Regions from separate parts of the Homo sapiens genome. Here region 1 is linked to region 2. A link is a contact called in ENCODE Hi-C or POLR2A ChIA-PET data. All regions are on one chromosome and are shown on one strand. Each heading gives the region's core, a stretch centred on a gene start or an enhancer-like site at or near the end of the contact. The rest is flanking DNA. Distances are from core to core; before and after follow the strand shown.

Region 1 (3,365 bases), core at 15-2,514, 35 kb after region 2:
AAAGTGCTCAGATTACAGGTGTGAGCCACCGCGCCCGGCTGAGAATCTGATTTTTAAAAATAAACGTCATGACTGGGTGCGGTGGCTCACACCTGTAATCCCAGCGCTTTGGGAGGTCGAGTTGGGCGGATTACCTGAGGTCAGGAGATCGAGGCCAGCCTGGCCAACATGGCGAAACCCCATCTCTACTAAACATACAAAAATTTGCTGGACATGGTGGTGCATACCTGTGGTCCCAGCTACTCGGGAGGCTGAGGCATGAGAATTGCTTGAACCCAGGAAGCTGCAGTGAGCCAAGATGGCACCACAGCACTCTAACCTGGGCAACAGTGAGATAATCTGTCTCAAAAAAAAAAAAAAAAATCAGATTCCTGTACTTTGCGCCGTAGCAACGGAATCAGCAGGTCTGCTGTGGAGCCCGGGCATCTGCTTCTCGGAGCATCACAGCTGATGTGCTGGCCCTCAAGCAGGCTTCTTGGGACCCTGGTTCTTCTGGGCCAGTGTGGAGTGATGTGTGCCCCTGGGTGAGGACCACCTGGTCTCCTGGGGCTCTGCTGTGTGCCAGGTGGGGGCCAGGTGATGGGCTGCAGGGCGGCCCCCACCCTGTACAACTCAGGATCTGGTCGAATATATCGTCTCTAGCTCAAGAAAGGCGTTCTGAAACAGCAAGCCTGGTCTGCCCAGCGTGTCTGAGGCTCTGCTCTAAGGGGCCCCTGCCCACCCTGGGGGGGCTGCAGTGTGTCTGGGCGAGCACTGACTTCTGAGCCTCGCTATCTGGACTGGCACTGGCTCTACTGCTGACTCCCTGTGTGGCCCCATATGATGCACGAAGCCTCTCTGTGCTTCTGTTTGCTCACCTGTCAACTGGGGCAGTGATGGCATCCTGCTGGGGTCATCTGAGAGTCTGGAATGCGTGAGAGGTGTTCAACACAGACCGTGGAACAAGTTAAGCCCATAAAAAGTGTTTTTGTTGCCCCCTTGTCTTTTCTGTCCTTTCTGTCTAGGGTATTAATTTCCTGTTGCTGCTTTAATGAATCAGCCCACAGTGTGGGGGCATCAAACAGTACAACTCCTTAACCCCACAGTGTGTGGAGTCAGCAATTCAGGAGCGACTTAGCTGGGTGCTGTGGGGTTGCAGGTGAGCTGAGGCCAGGGCTGGGCTCATCTGAAGGTTTGACCAGGGCCAGAGGGCCTGCCTCCCAGGTGGCCCCCTCAGGAGTAGGAGGTCAGCCCCTTCCGCGCAGGAAGGACCTGCCGCTCACACATCCTTGTGATGTGGCCATCCTGGGAGCAGAGCCAGGCAGAAACTGTCCTTTTTGTGACCTAGCCTTGGCAATCACGTAGCACATTTCTGCAAGGCTGTTCATCAGATGCAATGACCAAGTCCAGGCCATAGTCAGAAAGGGAAGAAGACCCCTCCACCTTTCGAGGGGAGGAGCGAAAGTGTTTCAGGCCCATTCCTAAACCATGACCAGAGCTCTTGTCCCCACGGTTTCTGGGGAGCCAAGGGCCCAGTGTCTGGGAGAGGTGACTTTTAATGCCCCATAGGTTGAGAACGTCCAAGGGTGGTGGGAGTGACACTGGCATCTGTGGCCCCCGAGTGCCATTCAAGGCAGCGCCTGCAAATCCCTGAGAGGCAGAGGGTGGGGGCCTGTATGGAGGGCGCTCTGTGGAGTCGGGACAGGGGGTTTCATGGGCGGGTGGGGTGGGCGCCCATGGAGAGCCTTGCTCTGGGTGCAAGAATGGCCACAGTGGGGGCAGCTGGCGGTGTGGAACAGGGGCCGCCCTGGGAATGTGGAAGGCCAGCTGGTGCCACTCCAGAGCCCACCCCTTTGCCCCATGGGAGTGCACTCAGTGCCCTTCCAGAGGACCAAGTCAGGGGTTGGCAGCACCGCCAGCCTGACTGCCAGGGTTTCCCCTCCACACGGGGGGTCTCGGGTTTCCCCTCCACACGGGGGGTCTCGGGTTTCCCCTCCACACGGGGGTCTCGGGTTTCCCCCTCCACACGGGGGTCTCGGGTTTCCCCCTCCACACGGGGTTTCCCCCTCCACGCGGGGGTCTCGGGTTTCCCCCTGCACACAGGGATCTCGGGTTTCCCCCTCCACACGGGGGTCTCGGGTTTCCCCCTCCACAGGGGGGTCTCGGGTTTCCCCCTCCACACGGGGGTCTCTGGTTTCCCCCTCCACACGGGGTTTCCCCTCCACACGGGGGTCTCGGGTTTCCCCCTGCACATGGGGGTCTCGGGTTTTCCCCTCCACACTGGGGTCTCGGGTTTCCCCCTCCACACGGGGGTTGTAGGGCCGCTCAGTAGGAGTGCTGCCAAGAGTGGAGGGGGGCCACCGGCTTCCCTGCTGAAACTGTGAGACGTGCGTAGAAGGAAAGGGGGAGCCGGTGGAGCCCCTGGGGAGTCGCTCCTTTTGTGCAGGAAACCAGAACAGAAATCTTTCACGCTTCAAATACGCACACGAGTGTGGGAGTGAAAAGCATTGATTCCCACACTGAGGGGTTTGTGAGGCCTCCTGGCTCTGTTTGCAGAGATTGATTGTGCAGTTTGGATCTTTTAAATGAGATACTAAATCAAATAAAAATTATGATGCCTTCACCACAAGTTAATCACTATCAATATTTGGGTGTATTTCTTCTAGTCTTTTCGTTTTTTCTTTCTGGTTTGCATGGGAGAGTGTGTGTGTGTGAGTGTGGCATGTTTATGTGTATAGTGCTTGTTGTGTGTGTGAGACTGTGGTGCATATGAGTGTGCATGGGGTGGGGGGATGTGTTGCAGTGTGTGGTGTGTGGTACAATTGTGTGTGTGTGGTGTAGAGTATGGGGCTGTGTGCAGCAGTGCGTGTGGGATGTGGTGTATGTGTTTTGCACTGTGGTGTGTGTGGTTTGTGCTACAGTGTGTGTGGTTTGTGGTATGGTGCTTGCAGTGTGGTATGCACCATATGTGTGAGCGTGTGTGTCGTTTTTGGTGTGTGGTGTAGGTGTGGTTTGTGGTGTGTGTGGTGCGTGTGGCGTGTGTGTGGTTTGTGGTGTGTGTGGCATATGTGTGGTTTGTAGTGTGTGTATGTGGCGTGTATGTGGTTTGTGGTGTGGTGTGGTATATGTAGCATGTGTATGGTTTGTGGTGTGTGGTGTGTATGTGGCATATGTGTGGTTTGTGATGTGTGGTGTGTGTGGCATGTGTGTGGTTTGCAGTGTGTAGTGTGTGTGGTTTGTGATGTGTGTGTGGCATATGTGTGGTTTGCAGTGTGTGTAGTGTGTGTGGTTTGTGATGTGTGGTGTGTGTGGCATGTGTGGTTTGCGGTGTGTGTGTGGTGTGTGGTGTGTATGGTGTGTGTGTGGGTGGTGGGGTGGTGTGTGTG
Region 2 (3,082 bases), core at 455-2,954:
TTTGGTTCCATGGTGTTTTCAAACCGGCTTTCCTCATGTGTGGGTGCCATGCGGGCGTCTGCATCTCCATGCTTGGAGTCCGCGGGGGGTCTCCAGACAGGATCCTGGTTGTCACCTGAAGCTTGGAGAAGGGACAGGAGTGCACTGCAGGCGGGGGTGTGACCACGTCCGCACCCCTCCCAGAGTGCGAGGCTGTGTCTTTTTAGTCCATTTCTTCCCCCACTGCATGCTGGGACACTCATCATGTCTTCAGCCCTGTGTGTGTGTGTGTGAGAGATTGTGAGTGAGTGTGTGTGTGTAAGGGTGTGTGTAAAGCGTGAATGTGTCAGTGTGAGAGTGTGTGTGTGCGTGTGAGTGTTGAATGTGTGTGTGAGTGTGACTCGGCTGAGAGGAGACAGCGCAGCTGGGCAGGTGATGCTTGGTGAGTGTGATAGTGTGATGTAATCAGAAACATACTTTGGTCTCTGGCCCTGGCTCTGGGCACACAGCTCCTACAACCTTTAGTGCTGAGTGTCTTTTTTTTTGCTAATGAGGTGACTGTGGCTGGGGCTCCAGGACAGCCTCCTGGGGGACTGGTTGCCAGGGCAACTGACCATGTAATTAGAGGTTGGGACTCCACCCGTGGACCTCTGGGGAGGGGAGGGAGCCCGCAGAGGTGGAGTGGATCACCAGTGGCCGGTGTTCTGCTCGATCGTGCCTGTGTAATGAAGCCTCCACAGACTCCCTCAAGGACAGCGTTTGGGGGCTTGCAGGCTGCTAAGCACGGGGAGGTTCCCGGAGGGTGGAGCCCTGGGGAGGGTACAGCAGCTCCGAGCTCCCTGCCCCATACCTCACCCTGTGCATCTCTTCATCTGTATCTTTTGTAACATCCTTTATAAAAACCAGTAAATGAGGCCAGGCGCGGTGGCTCACGCCTGTAATCCCAGCACTTTGGGAGGCTGAGGCGGGCAGATCACGAGGTCAGGAGATCAAGACCACGGTGAAACCCCATATCTACTAAAAATACAAAAACTTAGCCGGGCGTGGTGGCGGGCACCTGTAGTTCCAGCTACTCAGCAGGCTGAGGCAGGAGAATGGCGTGAACCCTGGAGGCGGAGCTTGCAGTGAGCCGAGATCGGGCCACTGCATTCCAGCCTGGGCAACAGAGCAAGACTCTGCCTCAAAAAAACAAAACAAGACAAAACAGTAAATGTGTCTCCCTGAGTTCTGTGAGCTGCTCTGGCAAATTAATTGAACCTGAGGGGGAGTCATTGGAAAGCCACCCTGTAGCTGGTCAGTCAGAAGCACTGGACACTCCTGTGCCCTGGACACCCCAGGCCTCGCCCTGTGCTCCTCTCCGCCCAGCTGTCCATCCGGATCCTTCATAACACCCTTTATAATAAACCAGTAGACGGTGTTCCCAGAGTTCTGTGAGCCGTCCTAGCAAATGATCAAACTCAAGGAGGGCACCGTGGGAACCCCAGCTTAGCCGGGTGGTCAGGAGCACAGGTCACAAGCTAGGATCAGCATCCTGACCCGGTGGTCAGGAGCACAGGTCACAAGTGGGGCAGTCTCCAGGGCGAGCCCTGGCGCCATGGGATTTTCTGATGCCGAAATCCCCACCCGTTTTGGTGAGCAGAGCATTCTGTGTTGAGTGTTGAATGTGGGGACAGAAGGAAAGAAGAGTTTGTTTCCTGCGGGTGAGACTCTGGGCTGCACCAGGTGATGAGCAGCCCTGGAGCGCTTGTTAGTTTTGTGGTGCCTTTGAAGTCACTTCGCTGGGTCCGCAATCAAAAGCCGGGGTTGGTGGTGGTTCTTTTGTTAATCAGTAATTAGCTCCACACTGTTGATTCTCTGAGCTCTTTTTTTTTTCCCCCAGGGATAAAGCGTTAATTACTTTTTTAACACGATACTAACCTCCTGACAGCCTCCCACCCCAAGCTGGGTGTCTGGGGACGGCGGGCCTGTCTCCCCCACCAAGGTGTGGGGTGAGTGTGGAGAGGACATTTCACAGCTCCCCGGGGGTCACCATCAGTGTGAGTGTTGGGACATTCTTTTCCTGATTTCTCTGTCTCTCGATGCCATTTTTGTGAAGGTTTAGCAAATACTTGATAGATTGTTGTGAGAATGTGGGCTTCCTTATTTGGGGGAGATTTTTTATAATGGAAAAGGTTTCCTTTTTTGGAAGTCACCTGGGGACGGGGATGAGTCACCCGGGGGCCTTGGTGCATGTGGAGGCCCAGGCTTGTGGGGGAGTCGCACAGAGCACGTGTGTGATGCATTTATCAGGGCCTTTCTCAGCCTGGGGACGAGGAGTGGATGTGACGGAGGAGGCTCCTGTTCTTGTGGGGGTGGCGAGGCGAGGATGGTGAACACATCAGCAAACAGGAAGCGTGGGGGGAAGCGTGCGTGCGAAGGAGTGCAGCCCCCAGGACGCTGGGCCGAGCCAGGCAGGGACCTGCTTCAGTCCTCGAAGGAGGCTGCTGGCTTGTGACCCTCCTTAACCCCACCCTCAAGGCAGGCAGCGAGTGGAGGAGAGTCTCCCTGGGACCCTCCTTAACCCCACCCTCAAGGCAGGCAGCACGTGGAGGAGAGTGTCCCTGTGTCCCTGGAAGAGAGGCCTGCATGGCAGGGGGCACAGAGACTCTGGGCCTGGGTCCCCCCCGGCACAGTCTGTGACCTGTGACCAAAGGCTGAAGTCTGGGCTGGAGCTACCTGCTCTGTGGGAAACAACAGTGTGCTCTGGGCTTCCATGGGGTCTCCCAGCTCAGGGGCTGTGGCTCAGGAGCCATGTGCCAGGCAGGGCACTCCGTCAGTGTAGGGTCTCCCAGCACAGGGGCTGTGGCTCAGGAGCCACGTGCCAGGCAGGTCACTCCGTCAGCATAGGGGCTGCCATGAGGATTGGCTGCATTTTTTCGCTGTGTGATGTGACTGGCTGCCCAGTGGTGGTGGCAGAGCCAGCCTGGGGTCTGGGCATGGGGCGCCTGTCCCCAGCGGGGCGGGCTCTGGGGTGCGAGCGTCTGTTCTGTGTCAGGAGTCCCTGTTTCTTTCTCCCCATGCTCACACGGGGTTTTTAGACTTTGTGAAGGGTGTGCTTCCCAAA

What was found. A loop is a pair of places that touch in the nucleus more often than their neighbours do. ChIA-PET counts read pairs that join two places held with the same protein, here RNA polymerase II (POLR2A). Pooled maps may share reads with other maps.
Region 1: a loop to region 2 is called in a map of GM12878, with 10 times the contacts of the local background. The contact joins two enhancer-like sites. A Hi-C loop is called at or near these places in 2 of 168 maps with a recorded cell type or tissue (GM12878 and gastrocnemius medialis), 3 of 37 single-sample maps with no recorded cell type and 11 of 50 pooled maps. POLR2A ChIA-PET finds 5 or more read pairs at or near these places in 3 of 52 experiments (K562, Panc1 and activated T-cell).

Annotation. Positions count from the first base shown.
Region 1 is chr21:43,955,554-43,958,918 of GRCh38, forward strand. All of the region lies in intron 2 of AGPAT3 (1-acylglycerol-3-phosphate O-acyltransferase 3), which reads left to right. Among named protein-coding and RNA genes, the nearest start is that of TRAPPC10, 55 kb to the right of the region's middle. RefSeq lists an enhancer at 609-1,109. Within about 2 kb of position 1,265, at least 3 of the 41 ENCODE cell types and tissues checked have a DNase peak (open chromatin) inside an H3K27ac peak, as active enhancers do.
Region 2 is chr21:43,919,952-43,923,033 of GRCh38, forward strand. The region is part of intron 2 of AGPAT3 (1-acylglycerol-3-phosphate O-acyltransferase 3); the gene reads left to right. Among named protein-coding and RNA genes, the nearest start is that of AGPAT3, 56 kb to the left of the region's middle. RefSeq lists enhancers at 1-560, 561-1,458, 1,597-1,891, 2,233-2,482, 2,359-3,082. Within about 2 kb of position 1,705, at least 2 of the 41 ENCODE cell types and tissues checked have a DNase peak (open chromatin) inside an H3K27ac peak, as active enhancers do.